Regions from separate parts of the Homo sapiens genome. Here region 2 is linked to region 1. The links are chromatin loops, found by intact Hi-C in ENCODE. Cell type or tissue: GM12878. All regions are shown on one strand. Links, peaks and the distances in the headings refer to the core of each region. The heading gives the core; the rest is flanking DNA. Region 1 holds the start of LOC105379011 (a long non-coding RNA gene). Region 2 overlaps LOC105379013 (a long non-coding RNA gene).

Evidence for each region. Hi-C counts contacts between places; a loop is a spot of excess contacts. Peaks named below come from ENCODE experiments on the same cell type or tissue, not always from the same donor. Only the 100,000 strongest peaks of a DNase experiment are listed, where the experiment ranks them.
Region 2: a loop joins it to region 1, with 2.7 times the contacts of the local background. A loop is called at or near these places in 2 of 110 quality-filtered maps.

Annotation. Positions count from the first base shown.
Region 1 is chr5:68,558,182-68,574,026 of GRCh38, reverse strand. The region is part of intron 3 of LOC105379013 (a long non-coding RNA gene); the gene reads left to right. It overlaps LOC105379011 (a long non-coding RNA gene), which reads left to right and starts at 7,451. Exons shown (of 4, transcript XR_001742694.1): 1 at 7,451-8,615. RefSeq lists an enhancer at 8,354-8,403. In GM12878, for the core only: no CTCF peak of the experiment used is centred there; a DNase peak (open chromatin) is centred at 8,356; H3K27ac peaks cover 209 bases.
Region 2 is chr5:68,702,977-68,718,821 of GRCh38, reverse strand. The region is part of intron 2 of LOC105379013 (a long non-coding RNA gene); the gene reads left to right. Among named protein-coding and RNA genes, the nearest start is that of LINC02198, 320 kb to the left of the region's middle. RefSeq lists an enhancer at 6,969-7,018. In GM12878, for the core only: no CTCF peak of the experiment used is centred there; DNase peaks (open chromatin) are centred at 7,171, 7,535 and 7,978; H3K4me3 peaks cover 920 bases; H3K27ac peaks cover 1,070 bases.

The sequences.
Region 1 (15,845 bases), core at 4,818-12,817:
TTGCCAAAGATTAAAAAACCTGATAGCTGCTGGTGGTAGTGTAAATATGTACATGTATACCACAAACACAGCATGGCTCTTAACAGGAAAATGTTATAAACATTCCCATTAAAATTAAGAACAAGACCAAGACGTCCTTGCTCTTATGTAGCAAGTTCTAAGAGATTCTAGTCAATGCAATTAGGTTAAAACACCTGGAAAGAGAATATGCATGATTTCTATAAAGAAAAAATGTAAATACTAGTAAAAGACTAGCACTGAAGACTAGTAAAAGAAGACTTACAAATGAAAAGGTATACTGTAATTGATTTTGGATAGAAAGGATCAAAATCAGAAATATGTCAATATTCTACAATCTATAAACTTTAAATAATCCCAATAAAAATATCAAAAGGATTTATTCTGTGGAACTATACAAACTGGTTCTGAAGCTCAAATAGAAAAACAAGCAAACAAGCAGAGCCAGAAAAAAATTTGATATAAAAAGACAAAAGGAGGGGAAATTAGCCCTACTAGCTATGGACTCTTGTTATAAAGCTATAACAATTAGAACATTCTGGTATAGTTACATGAATAGACAGGCAGATCAGTAGAACAGAACAGAAGTGTAGAAATAGATTCAAATACATATGGGAATATAGCCTATGATAAAGGTGTCATTTCAAATTAATGGAGAAAAGATGGATTATTCAATAAATGGTATTGGAACAATTGAGTAGCCATCTGGGAAAAATTTGAGTAATTAGAATGCTACAGCAAAACATATTCTCAATTGATTAAAGGTTTGAGCATAAAATGTAAAACCATAAAAATGCCTTAGAAAACTCTGGGGAATTATTTTTTATAGTCATGAGATGGGAAAGATCTAGGTCTAACACAAAACTCAGTAGTCAAGAAGAAATGTGTGATAAGTTAGAATTTTATAAAATAAAAATATTTGATAAAGTTCATTCTGATCAAGTCAAAATATAACAAACTGAAATAAATATTTGCAACTCACAACAGAGGTTAAAAATACTTTGCTTATATAGAAAGACCTTCTACCAGTAGATAAGTCCATATTTAAGAATATAATAGAAAAAAATCGTCAACGATTATAAACACTGGTTCACAGAAATGGAAATACTAATGATTCTGGAAACTGAGCAGATACTGAATCCTATTCACAATTAGAGAAACATAAATTCAAGTAATGAGATACTGTTTTTCACCTATAATATTGTCAAAGATTAAAAAACCTGATAACTGCTGGTGGTAGTATAAATTTATACAATACACATGAAGGGAAATTTGCTATATTTATCAAAATTACAAAGGTCTATATTTTTTGTTCTAGCCTTCTTTTGGATACATATTTACTCTCTGGATAGATAAACCCATGAAATTACATATATACAAGTCTTATTCACTTCGACACTTTATGTAATATCAAGAGTGAAAATAACATAGATATAAATTAATAAAATACTGATTAAGCATACTACATCCATACCACCTAATTCTAAGCAGATGCAAAAAAGGATAATGGAGTTTCTTATATTCTGATAGAGAATTATCTTCAAAATATATTTAGTGAAAAAAACACAAGATGTATAAAAGTGTGCATAGTATGGTACCATTTGTTTTAAGAAAGGGAAAACAATGTATATAAGAATGTATTTCCAAGGGCTGGGTGTGGTGGCTCACCCCTGTAATCCCACCACTTTGGGAGGCAGAAGCAGGTGGATCACCTGAGGTCGGGAGTTCGAGACCAGCCTGACCAACATGGAGAAACCCCGTCTCTACTAAAAATACAAAAAATTAGCCAGGCGTGGTGGCGCATGCCTGTAATCCCATCTACTTGGGAGGCTGAGGCAGGAGAATCGCTGAACCAGGGAGGCGGAGGTTGCAGTGAGCCAAGATTGCACCATTGCACTCCAGCCTGGGCAACAAGAGCGAACCTTGTCTCGAAAAAAAAAAAAAAAGTATTTATTTCCACATGCATAAAATGTCTACAGAATATACAAGTGTATAACAATGTTAATTGCATCTGGGGATGGGAAATAAATGCTGGAGACTTTTCAGTTTACACATCTTATAAAAGCAACCTGATTGCTTACATACGATAAGCTGAATTCAGTTAAAGTGTACAATTTGATTAATTTTTAGAGTTGCATACACCCATGAAACTACTGCTACAATCAAGATACTGAACATTTTCATCATTTCATCACCTCACATACCTTTTTAAAAATTGTATGATTTAATTAATTTTTTGCTATTGTATCTTACAGTGGCCCATCACCAAGCCCTAATATTTATTTATTTTATTATTATTATTTGTACATGAATAAGTTCTTCAGTGGTGATTTCTGAGATTTTGGTGTGCCTATCACCTGAGCAGTGTAAACTGTACCCAATGTGCAGTCTTTTATCCCTCACCTGCCTCCCACCCTTTCCCGAGTCCCCAAAGTCCATTGTATCATTCTTATGCCTTTGTGTCCTTGTAGCTTAGCTTGCACTTACAAGTCAGAACATATAATGTTTGGTTTTCCATTCCTGAGTTACTTCACCTAGAATAATGGTCTCCAATTCCATCCAGGCTGCTACAAATACCATTAATTTATTTCTTTTTGTGGCTAAGTAGTATTTCAAATATATATATTTCATACACACACACACACACACACACACACACACACACACACACACTGCATTATCTTTATCCAGTCATTAATTGATGGGCATTTGGGCTGGTTCCATATTTTTGCAATTGTGAAATGTGCTGCTACAAACACGCGTGTGCAAGTATCTTTTTCTTATGATGACTTCTCTTCCTCTGGGTAGATACCCAGGAGTGGTATTGCTGGATCAAATGGTAGATCTAGCCGAGCATGGTGATTCATGCCTGTAATCCCAGTACTTTGGGAAGCTGAGGCAGGCTGATCTCCTGAGGTCAGGAGTTTGGGACCAGCCTGGCCAACATGGTGAAACCCCATCTCTACTAAAAATACAAAAATTAGCCAGATGTAGTGGCACACACCTGTAATCCCAGCTACTTGGAAGGCTGAGGCATGAGAATCACTTGAATCTGGGAGATGGAGTTTGCAGTGAACTGAGATCGCGCCACAGCACTCCAGCCTGGGCGATAGAGTGAGACTCTGTCTCAAAACACAAACAAACTAACAAAAACAAATGGTAGATCTACTTTTAGTTCTTTAAGGAATCTCAACACTGTTTTCGATAGTGATTGTACTGGTTTACATTCCCACCAACGGTGTAAAAGTGTTCCCTTTTCACCACATTCATGCCAATGTCTATTGTTTTTTTGACTTTTTGATTATGGCCATTCTTGTGGGAGTAAGGTGATATCACATTGTGGTTTTGATTTGATTTCCCTGATCATTAGTGATGTTGAGCATTTTTTCATATGTTTGTTGGCCATTAGCATGTCTTCTTTTGAGAATTATCTATTCAGGTCCTTAAACCACTTTTTGATGGGATTGTTTGTTTTTTCCTTGCTGATTTGTTTGAATTCCTTGTAGATTCTGGATATTTGTCCTTTGTTGGAAGCATAGATTGCGAAGATTTTCTCCCACTCTGTGGGTTGCCTGTTTACTCTGCTGATTATTTCTTTTACTGTGCAGAAGCTTTTTAGTTTAATTAAGTTCCATCTATTTATCTTTGTTTTTGTTGCATTTGCTTTTGGGTTCTTGGTCATGAAGTCTGTGCCTAAGCCAATGTCTAGAAGGGATTTTCTGATGTTATCTTCTAGAATTTTTATGGTTTCAGGTCTTAGATTTAAGTCTTTGATCCATCTTGAGTTGGTTTTTGGATAAGGTGAGAGATGAGGATTCAGTTTCATTCTCCTACATGTGGCTTGTCAATTATCCCAGCACCATTTGTTAAATAGGGAGTCCTTTCTCTACTCCATGGTTTTGTTGGCTTTGTTGAAGATCAGTTAGCTGTAAGTATTTGGCTTTATTTCTATTTTCTCTGTTCAGTTCCATTGGTCTATGTGCTTATTTTTATACCAGTACCATGCTGTTTTGGTGACTATGGCCTATTTATACTATATAAAGTCAGGTAATGTGATGCCTCCAGATTTGTTCTTTTTGTTTAGTCTCGCTTTGGCTATGCAGGTTCCTTTTTGGTTTCCATATGAATTTTAGGATTTTTTTTTCTAGTTCTGTGAAGAATGATGGTGGTATTTTGATGGGAATTGCATTGAACTTGTAGATTGCTTTTCGCAGTATGGTCATTTTTACAATATTGATTCTGCTCATTCATGAGCATAGGGGGTGTTTCCATTTGTTTGTGTCACCTATAATTTCTTTCAGCAGTGTTTTGAAGTTTTGTTTTTAAGGTCTTTCACCTCCTTGGTTAGGTATATTCCTAAGTATTTTATTTTTTGCAGCTATTGTAAAAGGGGTGGAGTTCTTGATTTGATCCTCAGCTTGATTGCTCTTGGTGTATAGCAGAGCTGCTAATTTGTGTACATTAATTTTGTTTTCTGAAACTTTGCTGAATTCATTTACCAGTTCTCAGGGTTTTTCGGATGAGTCTTTAGGGTTTTCTAGGTATACGATCATGTCATCAGCAAACAGCGGTAGTTTGACAGTTTGACCTCCTCTTTAATGATTTGGATGCCCTTTATTTCTTTCTCTCGTTGGATTGCTCTGGCTAGGACTTCCAGTGCTATGTTGAATAGAGGTGGTGAAAGTGGGCATCCTTGTCTTGTTCCAGTTCTCAGGGGTAATGCTTTCAACTTTTCCCTGTTCAGTATAATGTTGGATGTGGGTTTGTCATAGATGGCTTTTATTACCTTAAGGTATGTCCCTTCTATGATGATTTTGCTGAGGGTTTTAGTCATAAAGCGTTGCTGGATTTTGTCAAATGCTTTTTTGGCATTGATTGAGACGATCATGTGATTTTTAATTCTGTTTATGTGGTATATTACATTTATTGATTTGGGTATGTTAAAACATCCCTGCATCCTGGTATGAAATCCACTTGATCATAGTGGATACTCTTTTTGATATGCTGTTGGATTCTGTTAGCTAGTATTTTGTTGAGGATTTTTGCATCTATGTTCATCAGGGATATTGGTCTGTAGTTTTCTCTTTTTGTTATGTCCTTTCTTAGTTTTGGTATTAGGGTGATACTAGCTTCGTAGAATGATTTAGGGAGGATTTCCTTTTTCTCTATCTTTTGGAATAGTATCAGTAGAATTAGTACCAATTATTCTTTGAATGTCTGATACAATTCAGCTGTGAATCTTTCTGGTCCTGGACCTTTTTTTTGGTATTTCACTGTTTATTGTTGGTCCGTTCAGAGTTTCTATTTCTACCTGCTTTAATCTAGGAGGGTTGTATAGTTTCAGCAATTTATCCATCTCCTCTATGTTTTCTAGTTTATGTGCATAAAGGTGTTCATAGTAGCCTTGAATGATCTTTTGTATTTCTGTGGTATTGGTTGTAATATCTCTCGTTTTATTTCTAATTGAGCTTATTTGGAACTTCTCTCTTCTTTTCTTAATTAATCTCACAAATAATCTACCAATTTTATTTACCTTTTCAAAGAACCAGCTTTTTGTTTCATTTGTCTCATATATATATATGTGCATGTATATATATGTATATATGTGTGTATATATATATATGTATATGTGTGTGTGTATGTATACGTATATATATACATATACTGTTTCAATTTCATTTAGTTCTGCTCTGATCTTTCTTTCTTTTCTTCTGCTGGGTTTGGGTTAGGTTTGTTCTTATTTCTCTAGTTCCTTGAGATGTGACCTAAGATTATTTGTACTCTTTCAGACTTTTTGATGTAGGCATTTAATGCTATGAACTTTCCTCTTAGCACTGCCTTTGCTGTATCCCAGAGGTTTCAGTAGGTTGTGTTACTATTATCACTCAGTTCAAAGAATTTTTAAATTTCCATCTTGATTTCATTGTTGACCCAACAATCACTCAAGACTAAGTTATTTAATTTCTATGTATTTGCTTGGTTTTGAGGCTCCCTTTTGGAGTTGATTTCCAATTTTATTCCACTGTGGTCTGAGAGAGTATGTGCTATAATTTCGATTTTCTTAAATTTGTTGAGACTTGTTTTGTGGCCTATCTTATGGTCTATCTTGGAGAATGTTCCATGTGCTGATGAATAGAATGTATATTCTGCAGTTGTTGGGTAGAATGTTCTGTAAATATCTGTTAAGTCCATTTGTTCTAGAGTATAGTTTAAGTCCATTGTTTCTTTGTTGACTTTCTATCTTGATGACCTGTCTAGTGCTGTCATTGGAGTATTGAAGTCTCCTACTATTATTGTGTTGCCATCTATCCCATTTCTTAAGTCTAGTAGTAATTGTTTTATAAATTTGGGAGCTCTAGTGTTAGGTGCATATATATTTAGGATTGTGGTATTTTCTTGTTGGACTAGTCCTTTTATCATTATATAATGTCCCTCTTCATCTTTTTTAACTGCTGTTGCTTTAAAGTTTGTTTTGTATAATTTAAGAGTAGCTACTCCTGTTTGCTTCTGGTGTCCATTTGCATGGAATATCTTTTTCCACCCCTTTATCTTAAGTTTATGTGAGTACTTATGTGTTAGATGAGTCTCTCGAAGGAAGGAGATAGTTGGTTGGTAAATTCTTATCCATTCTGCCATTCCGTATCTTTTAAGTGGAACACTTAGGCCATTTACATTCAATGTTAGTATTGAGATGTGAGGTACTATTCTATTAATCATACTATTTGTTGCCGGAATACCTTGTGTTTTTTCATTTTATTATTGCTTTATAGGTCCTATTAGATTTATGCTTTAAGGAGATTCTATTTTGGTGTATTTTGAGGATTCATTTCAAGATTTAGAGCTCCTTTTAGCAGTTCTTGTAGTGCTGGCTTGGTAGTGGTGAATTCTCTCAGCATTTGTTTGTCTGAAAAAGACTGTATCTTTCCTTCATTTATGAAGCTTAGTTTCACTGGATACAAGATTCTTGGCTGTTACTTGTTTTCTTTAAGGAGGTTAAAGATAGGATCCCAGTCCCTTCTAGCTTGTAGGATTTCTGCTGATAAATCTGCTATTAATCTGATAGGTTTTGCTTTGTAGGTTACCTGATGCTTTTGCCTCACAGCTCTTAAGATTCTTTCCTTTGTCTTGACTTTAGATAACCTGATGATCTTTTTGCAATTAATTTCCCAGTTGTTCTTTGAGCTTCTTGTATTTGGATGTCTAGATCTACAAGGCCAGGGAAGTTTTCCTTGGTTATTCCCTCAAATATGTTTTCCAAACTTGTAGAGTTCTCTTTTTCCTCGGGAATGCCAATTATTATTAGGTGTGGTTGTTTAACAAAATCTCAAACTTCTTGGAGGATTTGTTCATTAAAAAATTTTTTTTTCTTTGTTTTTGTTGGATTGGGTTAATTCTAAAGCCTTGTCTTTGAGCTCTGAAGTTTCTTCTTCTACTTGTTCAATTCTATTGCTGAGACTTTCCAGTGCATTTTGCATTTCTCTAAGTGTGTCCTTCATTTCCAGAATTTGTGATTGTCTTTTGTTTATGTTATCTATTTCACTGGAGATTTTTCCATTCATATCCTGTATCATTGTTTTTATTTCTTTAAGCTGAACTTCGTATTTCTCTGGTGCCTCCTTGATTAGCTTAATAATCGACCTTCTGAATTCTTCTCCTGGCAATTCAGAGATTTTATCTTTGCTGGTGAGCTAGTATAATCTTTTGGGGGTATTAAATAATCTTGTTTTGTCATATTACCAGAATTGTTTTTCTGGTTCCTTCTTTTTTGGGTAGACTATGTCAGAGGAAAGATCTGGGACTCAAGGGCTGCTGTTCAGATTCTTTTGTCCCACGAAGTGCTCCCTTGATTTGGTGCTTTCCCCCTTCTTCTAGGGATGGGGCATCCTGAGAGCCAAACTGCCATTATTGTTATTTCTGTTCTGGATTTAGCCACTCAGCGGAGCTACTGGGCTCCAGGCCGGTACTGGGGAATATCTGCAAAGAGTCCTGTGATGTTATCCGTCTTCAGGTCTTTCAGCCATGGATACAAGCACCTGCTCTGGTGGAGGTAGCAGGGAACTGAAGTAGACTCTGTGAGGGGTCCGTGGTTGTATTTTTAAGTGCACTGATTTTGTGTTGGCTGGCCTCCAGCCAAAAGGTAGCACTTTCAAAAGTGCATCAGCTGCAGTAGTATAGGGAGGATACAAGCTTGCCCAAGTATCAGGTGGTGGGCAGGGCTATAGAGCTCCCAAGAGATTATGTCCTTTGTCTCCAGCTACCAGGGTGGGTGGAGAAAGATCATCACGTTGAGGCGGGGTTAGGCTGTCTGAGTTCAGACTCTCCTTGGGTGGAGCTTGCTGCAGCTGCTGTGGGGGATGGAGTTGTGGTTTCCCAGGCCAGTGGAGTTATGGTCCCAGAGGGATTATGGCTGCCACTGCTGCATCACACAGGTTGCCAGGAAAGTGGGGGAAACCCGGCAACCACAGGCCTCACCCGTCTCCCATGCAGCCCAAAAGTCCAGTCTCACTCCCACCATGTCCCCGCAAACAGCACTGAATTTATTTCCAGGCAACCAGTGAGCAAGGCTGAGAACTTGTCCCAGGTTACGAGACTCCCAGGTGAGAAAGAAAGTGGACTCACAGTTCCTTGGCTGTCTCACAGAGCTGCAGTGGCATTCCACCTCTTTCACAGGCTTTGTAGATTCTCTCGGCTTTCCCTGTATGTTCCTGTAGGAGTTCTTGGAGCAAAAGTTCACAATGTGACTCTCCACACACTGCTGTGTCTGTCCAGGTGGGATCTGCAAGTTAGTCCTGCCTCCTATCTGCCACTTTTTCTGTATCACGTGTCTTTGCAATTTACTCCTTCCTCCACTCCTAGCTTCATTGTTTCATTTTTTACGTAAGTGTTATCAAGATATCATTCACATACCATCCAATTCACCCATTTAAGGTGTACAATTCATTACTCAAAGTTGAACACTTTTTCATGTGCTTACTGGCCATTCATACACCTTCTTTTAAGAAATTATTATTCAAATCCATTGCTCATTTTTAATTTGTTTGCCTTTTTATTATCGAGTTATTAGTTCTTTCTATTTTCCAGATTTAGACACCTTGCTATACATGTATGCAAATATTTTTTCTGTTTAGTGATTTGCCTTTTTGTTTCCTTAATAGTGATTTTTGAAGAATAATAATTTTAAATTTTGATGATGTCTAATTTATCATTTTTTCATTTATAATTTGTGATTTTGGTGTACTACGTAAGAAATCTTTGCCTATCTCAAGGTCACAAAGATTTTCTCCTGTTTCTTTGTGAACAAAAACTTTCTCTTTGTGAAATTCTGTCTAGAAATTTTACAGTTGTAGCTTTTACATTTAGTTCTAGGACTGTTTCATGCTGCGTGTGATAAAAGTTGATGTTCATTTTTCCCCTCATATATTTCCAGTAATTTCAACACCATATGTTGGAAATTTTTCCTTTTACCACTGAAATGTCTTTGTACCCTTGCTAAAGCCAATTGATCACATATGTGTGATCCATATCTGGACTTTGTATTCCATTCCATTTTTCTAGATGTTTACTTTTATGCTAACCCTACATTATCTTGAGCTCTGTAGTTTTGTAATAATTCTTGACGTAAGGCATATAAGGCCTCCAGCTTTGTTCTTACTTCAAGATTTATTTTGCTATTTTAGGTTCATTGCATTTCCATATACATTTTAGAATGAGCTTATCAGTGTCTACGAAAAGATTGCTAGAACCTATAGATTAATTTGGGAAAAAGTGGTATTTAATAGTCTTGTGTCCTCTACTCTGTGAACACGGTAGGTAGCTCCATTTATTTAGGTCTACTTTAATTTCTCTTAGTAATGTTCTGTAATTTTCAGTAGATGCTGTTTCATAGCTATTGTTAAGGGTTTTTTTTTTTTTTGATTTTGTTTTCCTCTTTTTTTATGAGCAAATAGAAACACAACTAATTATTTCTGTGTAAAGTATTATGCCCCAAAGTCAAGTGGCTTAAAACAACGAGCACTTATCTCTTGCCATTTCTGTGGGTTTGATATTCAGGTGTAGCTTACTTGGTTTTGCTGTGGGTCTCTAATGAAGGTTCAGTCAAGATGTTGACTGGGCCTGGAGTCATCTAAAAGCTTGACTGACGCTGCAGGGTCTGCTTCCAAGATGGCTCACTCATGTGTCTGGCAAGTTGATGGTGACTTGGATAGGAGGCCTCAATTTCTTTACATATGAGCTTCTTCACAGAGCTGCTTGAGTGTCTTCATGACATTGTAGCTGGCTTCTCTCAGAACAAGTGATTCAAAAGAAAGCAAGGCAGAAGCTGCAGTGCCTTTTGTGATCTAGACTCAGAAGTCACATGCCATTATCTCCACAATATCCAATTGGTCACACAGGTCAGCACTATTTTGTATGGAAGGAAACCATACAACGGCATGAATACCTGCAGATGAGGGTCACTGGAAGCCATCTTGAAGGTTGGCTATCACACTTGGTGTGGTGTTTTTTTGTGTTTGCCCTGCATTTCTCATGCTTTTTGAACATGTAGGCTTATTATTTTTATCAATTTTAGAATATTTTCAACTATTATTTCTTTAAATTTTTTTTTACTTCTTCCTCTCTTATCTCTCAATCTGAGACTCCAATTACATGTACGTTAGACTGCTTGTCTGACAGCTTACTAAAGTTTCATTCATTTTTTTCCAGCCTTTTTGCTCTCTGTGCTTGATTTAGGATAGTTTCTATTGCTATATCTTCAAGTTTGCTGGCCTTTTTTCTACAGTGTCTTATCTGCTGTTAAGACCATTAAGTGAATCTTTTTTCACTTCAGATATGTTATTTTTGAACTCTAGAACATTTGTGTGGCTCCTTTTCATATATTCAACTTCTTTATTTATGTCCTTGCTTTCTCTTAAATTGCTGGGTTTTGATAGTAGTTCTTTTAAAGTTCTTGTCTGCTAATTGTACTTCTTAGCCACTTTTGGGTTTATTTCCATTCGCTTATTTTTCTCATGATTAAGGGTCACATTTTGCTACTTCTTGGCATATCTAACAATTTTTTATTGGATGTTAGATGTTAGGAATGTTATATTATTGACTATTTGGATTTTGTTATCGTCTTTTAGAGTGTTGATATTTGCTTTGGCAGGCCGTTACTTGCATATCAGTTTTATCCTTTTGAGCCTTATTGTTAAGCTTTGTTAGGATAGGTCTAGAGTAGCCTTATTGTAGTGTTAGTTTATTCCTACTACTAAGGCTTGGCTTTTCTGTAGTCTTTATTGAATACCTAGATATTCAAATGGAGTCTTTCCACTCCAAGGAATAAAACGTTGAATGTCATTCAGCCCTGAATGAGCTCAGAGAATTGTTCCGATAGAAAACCCCGGCAGTTGTTCTTTGCCTGGATTTGTGGAGTTCACTTACACATGTGCAGTTTTGGATTCAGCCACTCAATGGGACTCTTATGCAGGTTTCTGGCATTCTTCCTTTGTGTAGCTCCTCCTTCTCTGGAATGCTGCCCTGTAATTTCCAGCTGCCTCAGCCTTTCTGAGCTCCTATCTCTCCTCAATTCAGAGAAACTGCCAAGCTCTGCATGGGCCCCCTTTCCTGCCCTGAGGTTAGGAAATTGTTTCCAGGCTGCAAGTCATGCTTTCAGGGATCATAGACCTACACTGCCTCTTGTCTAATGCTGGAAAACAGACATTTTATATATTTCATTTAGTTTTCTAGTTGTTTATGGGTTTTGGAGGAGGGTGTGCAAAGACCATGCAATTACTACTCCTTCATGGAAGGAAGCAAAAGTCCTTCCCCTTTTGATTTTAAAATACATGGCTACTTGGGGGGCTGAGGTGGGAGGATCGCTTGAGCCCAGGAAGTGGAGGTTGCAGTGAGCTGAGATCATACCACTGCACTCCAGCCTGCGTGACAGAGTGAGACCTTGTCTCAAAAAAACAAATAAAATAAAATAAAATAATAAAATACATGGGAAGAAGTATTAAAAGGAAAAGAAAACAATTCCAAATAATAAAACTAGTATTAGCTAGAGTGTATAAAAGCAGGCCACATTAAAAAACTACTGGTTAAAATTTAGATTAGAACAATCTTTGGAGTGTATTTTGGCAAAAAAGAATAAAAAGCTTATATTTTTTTTTACTTTTGAACTGGAAATTCTTCTTTTAGGTATTTATCCAGAAGAAATAATCAGACATATATGAAAGTTTTAATTAAATAATTAATTATAGTAATGGAGTGGCTACGTTGTCTGGGTAATTGTTGCATGCCAAGAAAATTTAGGACACAGACACAAGCGAGAAGTTTAGGATCAGAGGTTTAATAAACAGAAGAGAAGAAAAAGAGACGGCTCTCTCCGTAGAGAGAGGGGTCTCCAAGGGAAAGGACCGGCTAGTGGTGAATGCACCGAATTTTATAGTCCATTTTGAGGAGGCAGTGTCTGATTTGCAGAGGGCTCATAGATTGGTCACATCAGGTAAGGTATGAAATTTATGTAGCGTGCTGGGAAAGCTGGTTGTCCCAACTTAGTCTTACTATGCAAATAGACTTTCTAGTTGATCTGCGCCATCTTGTCTGCTCCTTACAGTACATGTGGCTGGCAGAGACAGGAAGATGGAGCTGCCCTCTTGAAAATGTCTAGTTCTTAGTTCCTGCTGGCATTCACTCACGCAAGCTCCAGCTTGCTTGTCTATGTCTGCAGCTCAACTTTACAGGCTGGTCTTTGTTAGAAAATGATCTGGGGCTGCTTTTCATCAAAAAGAAAAGCTTTACCAGGGACTCTCATACCCTTGCTAACTGCCTACGTGATTTCTTCTTAACTGCTATATCAGTAAGGAAATTTGTGACCTAAAATAAAAAAAAAATTAACCAAAATATTCAACAGTATAAAACTGATGAAATAAATTTGTTTATGCATCCACATAATAGCATGCTATATGACTACAATGATCTTGGGAAATATAACAATGATATGAGAAAATGCTTTAATAATTTTAATAAGTTTTAGAAAATCAGATTACAAAAAATTTGTTCAGTTTAATCACAATATTAATCTATTATAAGTATGATGTAGAGAATACAAAAATATTAACAATCCCTGTATGATGTAATTATATAAATATTTTATTCTTTGTGCTTTTCTAAGTTTTCTGAACTTTCTACAACAAACATAAAATTACTTTTTAAATTTTAAAATATTTATTTTTAAATGCTTCATTAGATTAATTCACAGTTACACGATAGTTGGAATCTACATAAATGGCTGTAAGAGAGCCAACATGGAGTAGTAGGTAAGAGTACAGGCCATGAAATCTGGATTTAAATTCTGTTGTACAATTGGCTAGATGAATGATCTTGAATACATTTCATAACTTCTTGGAGCCTCTATTGTCTTATCTGTAAAATTGGTATGAAGATGCTGCTCACCTTTTTATGGTTCCTGTAAGAATTAAATGAAGTAATTCATGTAAACTCTTAGCATGACAAGATTCTGTGAGTCTGAGTTAATGCACTGTAGTATTATAATTATTTCTACTCCTAGTGACAACAACAACTACTACTATTACCAATAAAACAATTAGGATAAAGGACCTTATGAGGCATGGGTATATGGTAAGATTAAGAGAAGAGGGTTGAAAGGGGAGCAAAAGCAACATTGAAACATTACTAATGTCACGGCTTTTCTTACTAGCATTGCTGAAAATAAAACAACACAATAAAAACAACCTCAAACTGGGGAATGGGGAATTCTTTTCAAGATAACTGAGATATGCACTTAACTTTTAAGATTCTCAAGAGAGACAGAAATCACACCCCTGCTCAGTTTACAAAGAAGTTTTGAGTGGAAAATAACTATTTAATTGAGGAAATGAATTCTGGGACTCTCAGGTACAATACTCATACATAATACAATACTGATGAGATGCTATATGACTGCTATAGACTGAATGCTTGTACCCCTCCTCCCACATTCATATGTTGAAATCCTAATACTAATCAATATTAGGAGATGGGGCCTTAGGAGGTAACTAGATCATGAGGATGAAGCCCTCATGAATGAGATTAGTGTTCTTAAAAAAGAAGTCCCAAGAGATCCCTTGTCCTTTCTGCCATTAATGTTAAAGTGAAAAGATGGTTGTCTGGGAAGTAAGCCCTCACCAGACACTGAATCTGCGAGTACATTGATCTTGAACTTCCCAGCCTCCAGAACTGTGAGAAATGCATTTCTGTTGTTTATAAGCCACCCAGTTATGGAATTTTGTTTCAGCAGCCTGAATGGACTAAGGCAATGACTTCATGGCTCAGTTTTGCTGCCTGTCAACTAGGAAAAACATTTTGGTAGGCTTTTAAATGAAATATATAAAATGAATACTTTACAAACATCTAAGAATTGATCATTATTCTCCCCTTTCAGTGCTATCACCATGGGTCAAACCACCAGCAGCTTTTGTTTTGCTGCTTCTTCCCCATGCCCTCGAAGTCTGTTCTCTATACGAGCAGTCCCTCAACCGTTTTGGCACCAAGGACCAGTTTCATGGAAGACAATTTTTCTATGGACCAGGGTCAGGGAGATGGTTTGGGGATGAAACTGTTCCACCTCAGATTATCAGGCATTAGATTCTCATAAGGAGGGCACAACCTAGGTTCCTTGCATGAGCAGTTTATTATAGGGTTCATGCTCTTATGAAAATCTAATGCCACTGATCATCTTACTGGAGGCAGAGCTCAGGCAATAATGCTTGCTCCCCTACCACTCACCTCCCGCTGTGCAGCCTGGTTCGTAACAGGCCACAGACTGGTACTGGTCCATGGCCTGGGGGCTGGGGACCCCTACTCTACACAATACTGGGATTGATACTTTTAAAATACAACTCAAGTCAATGGCAGATAACTCTAGGCCAAGAGAGGCACATGTGCAAAAGCAGAAGGGCACTGAGCAGCAAGGTGTCCTTGGGACACTATAAGAGTTTGGTATTGGTAGAACTTTGTGTAAAGTTTGGGGACTGAGTTGAGAGAGAGAGAGGGACCATATCTTGAGATTTCACATATGGTTGCCTGAGGTGTGTGTTTTAGGTGATAAACAACTATTGAATAAATTTAAGCAGAGGAGTGACAATGTCAAGTTAATGTTTTAGAAAGATAATTCTGAAAATGCAGGGGACTATGGACTTGGTAAGGAGAAAACTGGTGGGAGAAAAATGAGATTATTTTGCACATTGAGGAGCTTATTGTCTAGGACAGTGGTGCAGACTCTTTTGACCCTGACCCATGTAGTGGGACAAACAATACCTTAACATACTTACTCCAGGAATTTCAGTCTCTAGTAAAAATGAATTTAGAGAACGAAGACTTTATAGAACCAATTTTTACTCGATAAGAGAAGAATATGAGTTTAGAGGTTTATATATACATATGATCATTTTGTAGCTTATTGGGAGGTCTTTCATGGCCAACCAGCAGGCTTAAGATCCCATACTGAGAATCAGTGGGTTGGAAAAGGGACAGTTATTATGTGGAAATAGAGGGGAAATGATAGATGTGAAAGTTATTCATGAGGTACAGTTGAAAAGACCTGGAGATTAATTGATCTGGGATTTGAGAAGAGGGAGGAATCAAAGTTGACATCTAGGTTTCTGGCTCTGGTGATTATGCATGACCAACAGAGATAGGAATTCAAGAGGAAAATCAGATTTGGGGAGATCGGCTTTGCTGCAGACAGAAGTGTGAAGGGTTTTTTTGCATCATCTAACTGAAGATATCTAGTTGACAATGGACTAAAGCATAGGGGAGATATTTGGGCTGGGTATGGTAAAATGGCACAG
Region 2 (15,845 bases), core at 3,542-11,541, 150 kb before region 1:
TTAGTCATGAAGTCTTTGCCCATGCCTATGTCCTGAATGGTATTGCCTAGATTTTCTTCTATGGTTTTTATGGTTTTAGGTCTTATGTTTAAGTCTTTAATCCATCTTGAGTGTATTAAATAGGAAATCCTTTCCCCATTGCTTGTTTTTGTCAGGTCGAAGATTAGATGATTGTAGATGTGTGGCATTATTCCTGATGCCTGTGTTCTGTTCCATTGGTCTATATCTCTGTTTTGGTACCAGTACTATGCTGTTTTAGTTACTATAGCCTTGTAGTATAGTTTGAAGTCAGGTAGCGTGATGCCTCCAGCTTTGTTCTTTTTTTTTTTTTTTTGAGACAGAGTCTCGCTCTGTCACCCAGGTGGAGTGCAGTGGTGTGATCTCGGCTCACTGCAAGCTCCGCCTCCTGGGTTCACACCATTCTCCTGCCTCAGCCTCCCGAGTAGCTGGAACTACAGATGCCTGCCAGCACACCCAGCTAATTTTTTGTATTTTTAGTAGAGACGGGGTTTCACCATGTTAGCCAGGATGGTCTCGATCTCCTGACCTTGTGATCCGCCCGCCTTGGCCTCCCAAAGTGCTGGGATTACAGGTGTGAGCCACCGCGCCTGGCCTCCAGCTTTGTTCTTTTTGCTTAGGATTGTCTTGACTATATGGGCTCTTTTTTCGTTCCATATGAAATATAAAGTAGGTTTTCCTAATTCTGTGAAGAAAGTCAATGGTAGCTTGATGGGGATAGCACTCTATCTATAAATTACTTTGGGCAGTATGACCATTTTCGTGATATTGATTCTTCCTATCCACGAGCATGGAATGTTTTTCCATTTGTTTGTGTCCTCTCTTATTTCCTTGAGCAGTGGTTTGTAGTTCTCCTTGAAGAGGTCCTTCCAGAGAGAAAGGTTGGACTTACCCACAAAGGGAGGTCCATCAGACTAACAGTGGATCTCTCTGCAGAAATCTTACAAGCCGGAAAAGTGGGGGCTAATATTCAACATTCTTAAAGAAAAGAATTTTTAACCGAGAGTTTCATATCCAGCCAAATAAAGCTGCATAAGCGAAGGAGAAATAAAATCCTTTACAGACGAGCAAATGCTGAGAGATTTTGTCACCATCAGGCCTGCCTTACAAGAGCTCCTGAAGGAAGCACTAAATATGGAAAGGAAAAACCAGTACCAGCCATTGCAAAAACATACCAAATTGTGAAGACCGTTGACATTATGAAGAAACGGCATCAACTAACAGGCAAAATAACCAGCTAGCATCATAATGACAGGATCAAATTCACACATAACAATATTAACCTTAAATGTAAATGGGCTAAATGCCTCAATTAAAAGACACAGACTGGCAAATTGGTTAAAGAGTCAAGACCCATCTCTGTGCTGTATTCAGGAGATCCATCTCATGTGCAAAGACACATATAGGCTCAAAATAAAGGGATGGAGGAAGATTTATCAAGCAAATGGAAAGCAAAAAAAAAAAAAAAAAAAAAAGCAGGGGTTGCAATCCTAGTCTCTGATAAAACAGACTTTAAACCAACAAAGATCAAAAAAGACAAAGAAGGGCATTACATAATGGTAAAGGGATCAATGCAACAAGAAGAGCTAACTATCCAAAATATATACACACCTAATACAGGAGCACCCAGATTCATAAAGCAAATTCTTAGAGACCTACAAAGAGACTTAGACTCCCACACAATAGTAGTGGGAGACTTTAACAACCCACTGTCAATATTAGACAGATCAGCGAGACAGAAAATTAACAAGGATATTTAGGACTTGAACTCAGCTGGACCAAGGGGACCTAATAGACATCTACACAACTCTCCACCCCAAATCAACAGATTATACATTCTTCTCAGCACCACTTTCTTTTTATGATTACTATAGCCTGATGTCCTCTTTTCTAACTCAGTTCATGTGTCTTTGGGGTATACCTGATTCCATTCCCTGATGCCATATGACCCAGGCTGCAGTCTGGGTTTGGAGGTGAACACGTGACCCAATCAAATGCTCTGAGACTTTTTTTTTTTTGAGACGGAGTCTCACTGTGTGGCCCAGACTGGAGTGCAGTGGTGCGATCTCAGCTCACTGCAACCTCCACCTCCCGGTTTCAGGCAATTCTCCTGCCTCAGCCTCCCAAGCAGCTGGGATTACAGGCACCCACCACCACCCCTGGCTAATTTTTGTATTTTTTAGTAGAGACGAGGTTTTGCCATGTTTGCCAGGCTGGTCTTAAACTCCTGACCTCAGGTGATCTGCCCACCTTGGCCTCCCAAAGTGCTGGGATTACAGGCATGAGCCACCGCGCATGGCCCTGGTCTGCTCTGAGAATTTTACTGTGAATAGCACTCTTGTTTCTTGTGTACAGGGTCTGTACCCTGAGAGGCTGAGAGGTCCGTGGTGCCAATGCCATCATGCAGCCATATGGGAATTGAGACAAGGAAGGCAGGACTAATTGAAGGGAAAAAAGTCATGTCCTAATCATATTATTTGAGTCCTGAGTTCATTTATGCACTAAACCAGATCGACCCGTGAACTTTTAGTCTGTGTAAGCCCGTAATTGCCTTTTGCCCAAGCTGCTTACTTGCAATGAATGTGTCCCAAGTCTAAGTTTAGGCCTTTCCCTGGACTCACACACATCGGGAGGTATCTCATTTTCCATCACATAAGTACCCTCCCAAAAGGATTAAGGAAAACTGCCATGGAGAGAAAGAATTTTTCCCCATCCCCATTCATCCAATCAAGCCAAAATATTCTGGGTGAAATAATTTGTGGCAGTGCTTCAATCTTTCCTCCTAGAGGAAAAGCAGATTTTTAATATCTTTGCTAATGAGATCATGGAAGCTGTGGCTAATATGGAATCATTTCTGCTTGATGAAAGGGGTGGGTTAGCTGTGTAGTGATGGCTTTGATATGACTCACTTCTGGGGCCCTACTGTCCTCTTCCAATTATTAGAATCGTTCAGGAGGAATGCTTGGTACTAGGCTGTATAATGAGTCCACACCAAGATAATGTATTCACAAGCATTACTGGTGGTGGCTTGGGTAGTCCAGGTTTTTTCTTCTATCATACTTTGCACCTCTGATTTCATTTTCTTCCTATTTGTGCTTGTTTTGCTTATCCAAACTCATGGCCTCCTTCCCTAATCTAAATCAGTGTCTTATGCACATCTGTGTCTTCTGAGGAAGGGTAACTCAGATTTAGAGTTTTAGCGAGAGATCTATTTGGTGGGGTATAGTAGCTAACTGCCCTCCAACTCCACCCCAGCTGCTAGATGCCAATCCATTTCTAACCTACCTGAGGCTGTGATGCAGCTAAAGCCTCCCTAGGCAGAGGAGTAGGAGCTTCATACCAGTCTTGAGAGATCCCAAGCTACTGAAAATCTTAAGGGGAGCCACCTCAATCCCTGGAGCTTAGTTGGCTTCATATTGCCTCAAATTCCAGGGATATGAAAATATCCCTGCCTCCTTAAAGGATCAGTAAATCCATAAGCTCATCTCTATCAGTTAGCCATTCTCAAAGCCTGCTGTCATAGGCTGAATAATTTTATAGTTTTCTTAGTTCTTTGAGGTATAGAAAGCTCTAGAAGAGGTGCCCAGAGTCACTCTGGGACAAATATAAGGGCCTAAGGCAGACTTGAAGACAGGTGTCCTGAACCGAAAGGAAATGCCAGACTAAAGAAAGGTTCTGTTCATTGCGGCAGGCTTCCTGAGAATGCCTTTTTTCCTGCGGACGAGATCTACTGGTATCCATCCAATCATGTTCTCACAGTTAGTTCGTCTTTTGAGGACAATGCTTTCCTTTGAGACAGCCCTCTTTATCTCTGGCATCAGGGTTTCCATGACAGTTGCCAAGGGCCCTTGCGGCTCAGTGTTAAGTATTCAGTGTACTTATATGTTTCTTTGAGTTATTGTTAATTTTTACTGCTAGGTAAAGAAGTATAATGTGGCTAGTTATGTAGTTCTTAGAGTAAAGCTCTAGAAATAACTACTCTGCTTTTTTGCCTGTTTGTATAACTTCAATAAGCTACTTTTTGGTCAAGATGAAGAGGTCCTGCTAAGAAAGAAGACACATGACCAACAGGAGGAAGGAGGAAGGCACTCTGAGTTCTGCTGGTAGGTTGGCCCGACTCACTCCTCAATTGGGATCGCTCAGGTGCATTAATGAGCACCCCATACAGAATCCTGCTTTATTTGAAACTGCCTTCAGGGTCCCCAGTTAAGACCTGTTAAGATTTCGGACATGTCCTACTTTATCTAAATAAATAGAATTGCACAATTACTACAAAAGCACTCCTCCCCGGCACCATCAGCCATCCCTCAGACATTTTGCGTTTATGAATAAAAGGTTTGGGGAGTGGTTTTAGGGATTTCTTACACACCTTGTCGTGTGACTGAGGCTTATCACCAAGCCTTCAGGTGCTTCTCTTGATGGTCACTTGGTAGAGACTTCAAAACGGATAATGAAAGGTTAATGAGCACTTGCTCTGTGCAAGGCACAGTGCTCAGCATCGCAAGATAATAGAAAGAAGAAAGGCTCCTGCCTGCCTTCAACACATTTTGACTAGGAAGCCGGGACACAAAACAGATAAAATTGAACAATGAAATAAGTGTTTTGTAGGAATGCAATACCACAGTCCCAGAGATGCCACATAGCAGCTTGTGATTACTAATTGGCTTTGCTCAATATAATTAACCTTTTCTAGAAAAATAGATGCATCCATTGTTTTACGTAACCTTATTCATCATCTCCCAAAGACAGATGTAGATTTTATTTCTGATGGTGAATACCTCATGATTTGTTTTTCAGCTAAAACATAGAAACAAAGATACTGTTGTCAGTTTATTTATCCAAACTAACAGTTGGTGAAACTAGATTAGATATTTTTATGGCCTAGGAAAAGTTCTGCATCACTGAGTCACTGAGCCACATAGACTCCACCGCTATATCTCTTAAGAAGTCAAAGAAGAAACATGTGGTGGTTAAAAAAAAAAAAATTCTGCAGTCAGATGGGACTAGGCTCACATCTAAGACCTGTCTTGACCAACTGTGTGACCTTGGCCAATTTCCTTAATCTCTCTAATGTTGTTTACTCACTGGTAAAGCAGACACAATAATATTTCTCCCACAGAGATTTTGAAGATAAATGATTTAATGTACATAACACATGTAGCACAGCATGTGAAAGCAGGAGGTACCCATAAGTGGTAGCTTCTACACTGATGTAACATACACATCTGAATCACCTCTTATCAGGTCATTCTGAATCTTCATGTGGGATGACCAGGAATTGAGACATATGCTGAGGCCCAGGGTAAGTTATTCTGGGCACTATCTTGACGAGAGGTGATACAGTTTTAAGTGCCATGTGTATAATAATAGCAATTTAAGATGTTAATGACCTCAAATTTTTTCAAATCTAGAATTTATTTTTATTAATTGGCAATTGGTAATTCATAATTGGTAAATACATCTTTAATGCATTTTCTTTACAAATGAAATTAACGGTATCTTTTAAGGTGAAAACTATAATATGGTCGGTATTGCTGATAACAGTATTTGAATAAAAACTTGGTTTGATCATAGAAAAACTTGTGTGTATCATCACAGGGAGGTAATACAAAAGCATTTAGAAAAAGCAGTGATTTAACCTCCTGGTTGTCAGGGTCAAAGACATTTATATTGTGCTACATAGACAACCTTGTAAAAGAAAATTGTTAGGATAGTGCTATAGGATAAATTGTTGCTTCCCCAAATTTATATGCTGAAGTTTTAACCTCCAGTATCCCAGAATGTGACTGTATTTGGAGATGGGGTCTTTAAAGAGGGAAGTAAGATTAAATAAGGTCACGTGGGTGGGCTCTAATTCAATGTGACTGTTGTCCTCAAAATAAAAGGAAATTAAGACAGACACATATAGACGGAAGACCATGTGAAGACACAGGGAGAAGAAAACCATCTACAAGCCAAGGAAGGAGGCCTCAGAAATAAGCTACACTGCCGAACTTCTAAGCCTCCAGAAGTGAGAAAGTAAATTTTTGTTGTTTAAGCCGCCAAGTAGGTGGTACTTTATTAATGGCAGTCCTAGCAAACTAATGCAGACACCAAGGGAGTCCCAAGGAATTGGAAACTTCTAACTTGGGGCCAGGGTCATTCTATTTAGATCCGGCTACTCTTTTTCTCAAAGGAAAAAGAATGAAGAGGAAACTGGGTGTTTATTTTCTGAACCAGTTACTTTCATTTTTTGCTGAGCCACACCCAAAATGTGATATTAAATATAGAAGTCTGAGAAAAGAGTACAAACTGAATTTTAATAGAAGTCATTTACATATGTGAAAAATCAGCTTAACTAGCTGGGGGAAAGATAAAGTTGGCCATTAAAATAAAGTTGGAACTGATGGCATTCAAATTTTGAATTGTAAACAACCGTATCAAATGTGATTAATTTCTTGAGGTGACTAGCTAGGAAAATCTGAAATTAAACTTCAACACTTATTAACGGGGATTGGTTTGGTCAAGTTACTCTATCTCTTTTTACCTCTGTTTTCCTGTTTGTAAAAAGGGGATGCTTCATGTGGTTGTTGTAATGATTAAATGAGGTAATAATGGATTATTGTATAAAGGTACAATAAACATTAGCTGTTTTATTATTGATGGTAATGTGAAAACATTAAATTGTTTAGACAGTAGCTTGCTGATAAGGAAGAAATACATGGTTTTTCTTGCAGGCAAACTCTGTGGAAAAACTCACATTCACCTTGCAGTGGTTTATACAACGGGTAACAAATGCCGTGGTTGTGATGTGACCTTCTTTTGTAATTACTGTAATGGCTGATATGGTGGTTCTATATTCTCAAGCATCATAACGACAAATAAGCTTACAATGAAATATCCTCATTGCTTACAAGATTGTTAATTAAGGAGATGGTGATACTTGGGTCAGGGTGGGCTGTGTTTAATTGCAGTGTTCTTTATGTGTTCTTTTGAACTGTGAGTGGTTTTCTCTCCTAGGTACCTGTGTATTGTATGTTACAGGAAGTGGGGTATAGTTAGTGACTTATTTTTAGATCTTATTTAACTCTTAGCTCTGCCCTTGTCTGTTATTGCACTTCTAGACACCATAGCTTCCTTGGTTACCATTGCTTCACTAACTCTCTTTACATTTTGTGGTAAACCAATTGATCTTTGAGGCAGAAAAAAAAAACATGCAAAGCTAATGGCTGAGAAATAGATTTCTTTCAAAAACTTTAAAGAAGAGCAGTGACTCAGACCTCAGTGAGCACAACGTTACCCAGGAGCTCTTAAAATAGGAATGTTCTCTCCTCTTGAAGCTGTGGGGATTAGTGCTGTGGGCTTGGGAGTTCCTGAGATGAGGGCCTCTTGGACTTCCCCAGGGCACAGCGTGGGCCCCTGCACTTTCCTGGAGGAGGGTGGGGCTCCTCAGTCCCCATGGACACCCTTCCTGCCACCTGCCGTAGCTGAGCTCCCAGAAGGGAGAGTAGGACAGATTCTGGGGGAGGAGGAGGGAAGAAAGCAGGGTTCCCAAGCAACAAAGCACCATGAAGCCCATGACTGTGCCGTTCCATGTAAGCCCAGGGAAATTTACTTTAGTAGGGAAAAGCTTCCTCTCCTTAGCTCCAGGGTGGTACACAGTCACTCTTCATAAGCCCATCAAATTTTTTTCTGAGGCAGATCCTCCTGGAATGCTATTTTACTTTCTCCAGAAAATTGTTAGAAGTACTAATGGAGTCTAAAATCATAATTTTTTTTTCTTGCTTTCTCTTTCCAGATTGGAAGGCCTTATAAATAAGAGCTCCTTTGGTAGAAATGTTCATGGAGACTTTTGGGCTAATTCCAAACCAGGGTGAAAGTAAGACACATTCTTTCTGAGAGTGCTGACCAGTGGCATATTCATGTTTGAATGGAAATAAACTGAAACATGTTCACTTCATGGGGAAGAGAAACCTGGAAAGCAGGAATGCTAAAGGGGAACTGGGGTGATGGTGGACAGGTAAGGTGAAGCCAGACTGCAATGAGAGAAGGCAGCATGAAAGGCCAGACCTATTTTGGGACCATACCCTGAGTCACAGAGTAACAGAAAGCAGAGGTGACAGCTGGTCTCTCAGTTTCTCAGTGAGCAAGCATCTGGAATATCACTCTGATTTTGTAAAGCTTGAGTTAGGGGCATAGAATCTTAAGGAATTTGGAGAAGGACAAGGAGAGGGGGTAGTCGAAGGGGAGGGGGACTCAGGGAGTCAGATTAGAGGAAAGATTAAAGGATCTAAATATGGATGGCTAATGGGGCTGGCAAGAGTCTACTAGTTCCTGACACCCTACAAAAAAAGACTTATTTATAATAGGAGGTAGTATAATTAGAAGGTAAGAGATGGGAACTGAAAGACTGGATAGCATAAGAAAATGCTCTGGCCAATTGTGTTAGCTTACACAACAGGACTGCCACTTCTCAGGGGTATCTGGTGTGTGTGTGTGTGTGTGTGTGTGTACCCAATTACTTGAGATATTTGAAAAAAGATTTTCAGTAAAATGGCACTGTAAATTTCTCTGGGACAGAGACTGTCATAGCACAAAGTGACCTAATCTATAGGGCCCTAAGAATAGGGCCTATGTGAATATTTTATAATTTCATTTTATAAATTCATTACTTGATCAAAATAAATTATATGTGGTCACCTAACCTCTAAACTTGGCAGCAAGTGTCTGCATGCAGCCCGAATTTTGGTTTATAAAAAACAGAGACTTAGTAAATTAACCTCAAATACTCCTCTAAAATATAAACTTCTTTCAAAAGATTTTGATGTGATTCTTGCAGTCCATTCTGTGATGAGCAAAGGAACTCTACCAGAGCTTAGGGAAGTAGAGGCTTAGACCTCATGTACAGGAAGTATAGCCCTCCCATGGGGGGATGCATGGAGGCCCAGAGAGAAAGAAGGCACGACCATACTCTACTAAATAACTCGTTAATAACTTTGATAAGTGAATCCTGCAGGATACTATGGCATACATGACTCCTCTTATAGGTTATTTGGGATCTGGTTAAATGGTTAGAAATCCATGGAAAAAGGTACATTGTTCATATAGACATAGATTTTGATTCAGACTGAAACAAGCCTTCTTTTTATTAATTCCAGTTTTTTAAAAAAGTTTGCTGCTAGGTTTGGAGGACAGCTGGAAAAAGCCCTTGGACTTGGATCCATGCAAGCCTTCTCAGACATCAGGGGCCTATGAAGGGCCAGACATTTTTGCTGTCTATTTTTACTTATAAATTAGTCCTACCTCCCAGGTGCTGGAAAGCTAATCCAGGCTGACAGATTTCCTTGCTTGGCTGCCTTGGCTCTCAATGGCCTGTGTCACTGCTATTAATAGTCAACTCTATATTCTTAAAGAGCTATCCTGTCTGTTCTGCCAGTCCTGGGGCAAGCCGTGCTAAGATCAAGCTGGGGTTAGGCTGGAGGAAGACAGAGGCAATTAAGAAGTGGGGACGGGGAGGCACCAAAAGAAGAAAAGCCAAGAATTTCTTGAGGGAAATTAACCTTAAGCTGACTTTGAGACTTTCTTTGATACATTCTTTAACGATTGGTTTTCAAATCTCCATAATATAAGAATTAAAGAGCTCAGCAGGACCCATGGGTAGGCAGAAAGCAAGTCTGATTTACCAGATTAGCTGGCCTCTATGAGAAGAGGACTCAAGAGATAATCTAGTTGAGTGAACTTCTCTTCTGGCTCCCTTTTCCTTAAACAAATGTAAAAATAGTCCATTTAAAACAGAGTAATATGTATCTTTTTGCTAGTCTCTTCTTTTGGTTTTCAAAGATTGTTGCATAATTTGGAGCAATTCCAGTCAATCTTGGTGCCTTTGTGTATTGCTATTTATCCTACTGTGGCAGCTCTCAAGCAAAGACTGTACAGTGTGCCCAAACACTTCAGAAATAAAACGTTTGTTATTGGGATTCTGGGGAAATAGAATTTTTGCTTAATTCCTAGTTAAATATAAAACCCCTTTTGCTTTGACTCTTGATGTTGAAACCCTTTCTAAAATGTCTACATTAGCTTTTCGTCTCGGCACAGTACGTGATCATGATCTAATCTTGCTCTGATGATTCAGCGTCTTTTAGCCCCTCAGTTCTAACAGTGTTTTATTGTAGGGGTAAAGGGTACAGAAGGTTGTAATGGGTCTAGGCTTTGGCTGAGAAGTTTCCTTTATCTAATTGTGTCTGAATCCTGAGACAGACTGGAGTTCTTGGTTCGGTTCAAGATATCTGCAGACTCCAGCCCCAAATACTGCTACTTTTATAGCAGGTCCAGAATGAATCCTTTGCTTCCATATTATCTAATTGTAAGAGAGTTATAAAGTCCTGATGATGAAGATTGGTAGAAGAGCTGTGTTAACAAACCAGACAAAATCCTTACAGAACGATTCTCCTGGGGAATGACTGGGTACTGCCTCACTTTCAGGCCTGAGGCCATGTGCTCCTAAGCTTCTGCCTTGACATGCAAGAAACCTATATGGGCCCATGAAGCACATGGAGACTCCTAGTTCCTTCCCAATACAGCTGATGAAGTGTAAATGTATTCATTTATGTGGGGTAGAGGAGTCACGCTGCAGTCTGTCTTGGTGCTCTGTTTGAGTTCAAGGAAAAGTACCAGGTTGGAAGACATAAATAGCCCATCCAAAGACAATTTTAAAAAATCTCCTCTCTTCTCAACCTTTCCATCCTAGCTGCCAGAGTGATGGCAATGTGAATCACATGGGAAGGACGAGAAAATGGTAGTAGGTCAGGATTCCTATTTGTCTTGGCTTCTTTTGCTTGTTGTGACAACTAGGCGAGAACCCACTGCATTAAACTTCTGCACAACTTCTTTTAGCTACAGGATTTACCACATTTATGAAGTAAATGGACAAATTAGTTAGAGCTGGGTCAAGGACATGAAGATTCAGCAAAGGGAGCCCTGTGGTTCCTTGCTTGTTATGAATGATGTATAGAATGAGGTAATGCAACCAAAATTAAGTGAGAGCTGCAGAGTCACTTTCCACACAGCTGGGAGTGGAGCTTTTTGATGACTGCATGATTTTTAAAAATGTCCTGGAGCACCATAAGGCCTGAATCCTGCAATCACATTATCTTGCAGTCGTATGTCACAGATATATCTGGCCTTCAAGGAAAGAAGGCCTTTTCCAGGGGGAATGCTGCAGATATTTTGACATTGGGAGATTGGGAGCCTTTCCTGCAATATTTGCTCCCTCTTTATTGTCATCTTAGCCTTCTAGCCTAGAGAATCAGCACAATTACAATAGGAAACTTGGGGGATGGAGAAGGTGTGGTTAGAGAGGATAGGAAATGAAAAACTGAAATGGGGCAGTATGTCCAGAAGGAACTAATGAGCAAAAGCAGGATTTACAAAAAGAGCAAGCTCCCTGGTCTACTTAGAAACAGGACTTTTACCTGCCTTAAGCAGTCCTTTACTTGAGGCTGTTTTCTTGATGTTTACCATGGGCCCTCTTTTCTGGCTCATGGACTTCCCTTCTGAGAAGGAGATTCAGGGAGACATTGGTTAGATCCTAGTCCTGGCTGTGCAGCATCTTAACACTGAGGGAAAATCTGCCACAAAAGTGGTTTTCAGGAGTGATGTATTATCAGTGGCCAAGAAACATTGATTCTCTGATTCCCTCTATTTTCCTCCTCTCTTTTTTCTTTCTCTGTTGACTTTCCTCTTTAATATGCTAGTAGATGTCAACCTTGAAGCTGATAAAACATTTTGCTTTTAAAGTAGGCTGTGTGTCTGCTCTTTCTGGAAACTCTGCCTTGGCCAGTTAGTTCCTGTGTCCCCATTCAAATCTCATCTCAAATTGCAATCCCCATAATCCCCATATGTTAAGGGCAGGATCTTGTGGGAGGTGAGTGGATCATGGGGACAGTTTCCCCCATGCTGTTCTCATGATAGTGAGTTCTCACGAGGTCTGATGGTTTTATAAGCACTAACATTTTCCCTGCTTGCAATTCTCTCTCCTGCCGCCATGTGAAGAAGGTTCTTGCTTCCCCTTTGCCTTCCACCATGATTGTAAGTTTCCTGAAGCCTCCCCAGCCATGCTGAACTGTGTGTGAGTCAATTAAACCTCTTTCCTTTATAAATTATCGAGTTTCAGGTATTTATTTACAGCAGTGTGAAAATACACTAATACGGTTCCCTTTGGTGGAAAACATTCTGAGGATTACTAGAGGGAAAAAAAAACCCCACCCAACCTGCTATTTAGGGACTTATTTTGACTGCACCTGAGGATGGGGAAAGGGGTAAGAAAGAGGATAATTTATCCACTATGAGTAAAAATGGAAAAAGATTCCTATGATCCACTTATTTTCTATGTATTAGCGAGATACTGCTGGAAAGACAAGAAAAAAGATCTGCTATGGACCTGTGTCTGTTTGACATTTGATTTTATTGTGCCTACATTATTGGGAAGCTCTCAAGATGAGATATCTTTATAAAAAGAGCTATTTCCAAGGTGCTTGGAAGAAACAAACATAAAACTGATATGGTGGGATAAACCCTTAATTTGGGTCTCATAGGATTCTCACAGATAAATAGCTGCTGAACATGAGCTCATGATATTCCATTGCAAAATACATAAGAAATCTATCTTTACCAGATATTAAAAAGCAATTTAGAATTAGATAGTTGTCAATAATTTAAGATATTAGAGCCATTGTGTAGAAGCTATTACAATAATGTTTTAAATGATTAAAGATATATAACTGGGAATTTAAAATATGAGAAAAAACACCAAGCAATTATAAAAAAAAAAGAAGACAAATTTGAAAATAACTAAAACATCATAGAACTTCTAAAGTAGAATGTAATTGGATGAAATTGAGATGAGAGGTAGTAAACTGAAAAGTAGATCTAAAAGAATTATCCAGAAACTATCATTGAGAGATAAAAAATGGAGAATATGTAAGATGGGTAAAAATCATTGTAGGATAGAATTGAAAGGCTTATTTATGTTAATCATAAAGGAAAGAATCATGAAGGAAAGAGTAAAGAGAGTAGGTGAAAGGTAATACTTGAAGAGAAAATGATTAAAAATTTTCCAGAATTAGGGTAGACCTATGTCCTCATATTCAGAAAGTACAACAAATCCCAAGTAGATTAAATAAAAAAAAATACAATAGACTTTCTGAAAGGAAATTTCAGAACTCAAAAGACAGAGAGGAAATCTCAGAAACAATAAAAAAGGAACAGTATATTACTTATAAGCACTGACAACAAACATTTCAATAACAAAAAGAATATTTTTAAAATGCCAAGATACAATTTTGTTTATTTTACCTTCACTCTTAAATGATAATTTGGCTGAATACAGAATTTTGCATTAACGTGTTAAATCCAGAAATTTGGAGTGAGGTACAAGTGGGAATGATGAACAAATAAATTAGTAAGCATGGGATAAATTTAAGTTAGAATTGACTCTATAAAATAAGAATTTCAACAATGGCATGATTTAGAGGTAAAAAGATAAGGAATAATTAAAAACTGTACAAAAGTAATATGCAAAACAGGCACTGGTTGGATTTAAAGTATTCTGTGTTCTTGTATTGTTTTGGAGGAAGATAGAGATATTGATTAACTTTAGACTTAGTTAAGTATGCATATTAAGACTTTAAGGATAAACACTAAAAGAATAGAAATTAAATGTGTAGCAGAGAAAGACAAAGAGTAAAGAAAACTCTTAACTCTTCTAATAAAAGACTAAATGCCCACAAGAGAAAGCAGGAAAGATCCAAAATTGACACCCTAACATCACAATTAAAAGAACTAGAAAAGCAAGAGCAAACACATTCAAAAGCTAGCAGAAGTCAAGAAATAACTAAAATCAGAGCAGAACTGAAGGAAATAGAGACCAAAAAAACCCTTCAAAAAGTTAATGAATCCAGGAGCTGGATTTTTGAAAGGATCAACAAAATTGATAGACCGCTAGCAAGACTAATAAAGAAAAAAAGAGAGAAGAATCAAATAGACGCAATAAAAAATGGTAAACGGGATATCACCACCGATCCCACAGAAATACAAACTACCATCAGAGAATACTACAAACACCTCTACGCAAATAAACTAGAAAATCTAGAAGAAATGGATAAATTCCTCGACACATACAGTCTCCCAAGACTAAACCAGGAAGAAGTTGAATCTCTGAATAGACCAATAACAGGATCTGAAATTGTGGCAATAATCAATAGCTTACCAACAAAAAAGAGTCCAGGACCAGATGGATTCACAGCCGAATTCTACCAGAGGTACAAGGAGGAACTGGTACCATTCCTTCTGAAACTATTCCAATCAATAGAAAAAGAGGGAATCCTCCCTAACTCATTTTATGAGGCAAGCATCATCCTGATACCAAAGCCTGGCAGAGACACAACCAAAAAAGAGAATTTTAGACCAATATCCTTGATGAACATTGACGCAAAAATCCTCAATAAAATACTGGCAAACTGAATGTGGCAGCACATCAAAAAGCTTATCCACCATGATCAAGTGGGCTTCATCCCTGGGATGCAAGTCCGGTTCAATATATGCAAATCAATAAATGTAATCCAGTACATAAACAGAACCAAAGACAGAAACCACATGATTATCTCAATAGATGCAGAAAAGGCCTTTGACAAAATTCAACAACATTTCATGCTAAAAACTCTCAATAAATTAGGTATTGATGGGACATATCTCAAAATAATAAGAGCTATGTATGACAAACCCACAGCCAATATCATACTGAATGGGCAAAAACTGGAAGCATTCCCTTTGAAAACTGGCACAAGACAGGGATGCCCTCTCTCACCACTCCTATTCAACATAATGTTGGAAGTTCTGGCCAGGGCAATTAGGCAGGAGAAGGAAATAAAGGGTATTCAATTAGGAATTGATTTAGGAAAAGAGGAAGTCAAATTGTCCCTGTTTACAGACGACATGATTGTATATCTAGAAAACCCCACTGTCTCAGCCCAAAGTCTCATTAAGCTGATAAGCAACTTCAGCAAAGTCTCAGGATACAAAATCAATGTACAAAAATCACAAGCATTCTTATACACCAATAACAGACAAACAGAGAGCCAAATCATGAGTGAACTCCCATTCACAATTGCTTCAAAGAGAATAAAATACTTAGGAATCCAGCTTACAAGGGACGTGAAAGACCTCTTCAAGGAGAACTACAAACCACTGCTCAATGAAATAAAAGAGGATAGAAAGAAATGGAAGAACATTCCATGCTCATGGGTAGGAAGAATCAATATCGTGAAAATGGCTGTACTGCCCAAGGTAATTTATAGATTCCATGCCATCCCCATCAAGCTACCAATGACTTTCTTCACAGAATTGGAAAAAACTACTTTAAAGTTCATATGGAACCAAAAAAGAGCCCGCATCACCAAGTCAATCCTAAGCCAAAAGAACAAAGCTGGAGGCATCACGCTACCTGACTTCAAACTATACTACAAGGCTACAGTAACCAAAACAGCATGGTACTGGTACCAAAACAGAGATATAGATCAATGGAACAGAACAGAACCCTCAGAAATAACGCCACATATCTACAACTATCTGATCTTTGACAAACCTGAGAAAAACAAGCAATGGGGAAAGGATTCTCTATTTAATAAATGGTGCTGGGAAAACAGGCTAGCCATATGTAGAAAGCTGAAACTGAATCCCTTCCTTACGCCTTATACAAAAATTAATTCAAGATGGATTAAAGACTTAAATGTTAGACCTAAAACCATAAAAACCCTAGAAGAAAACCTAGGCATTACCATTCAGGACATAGG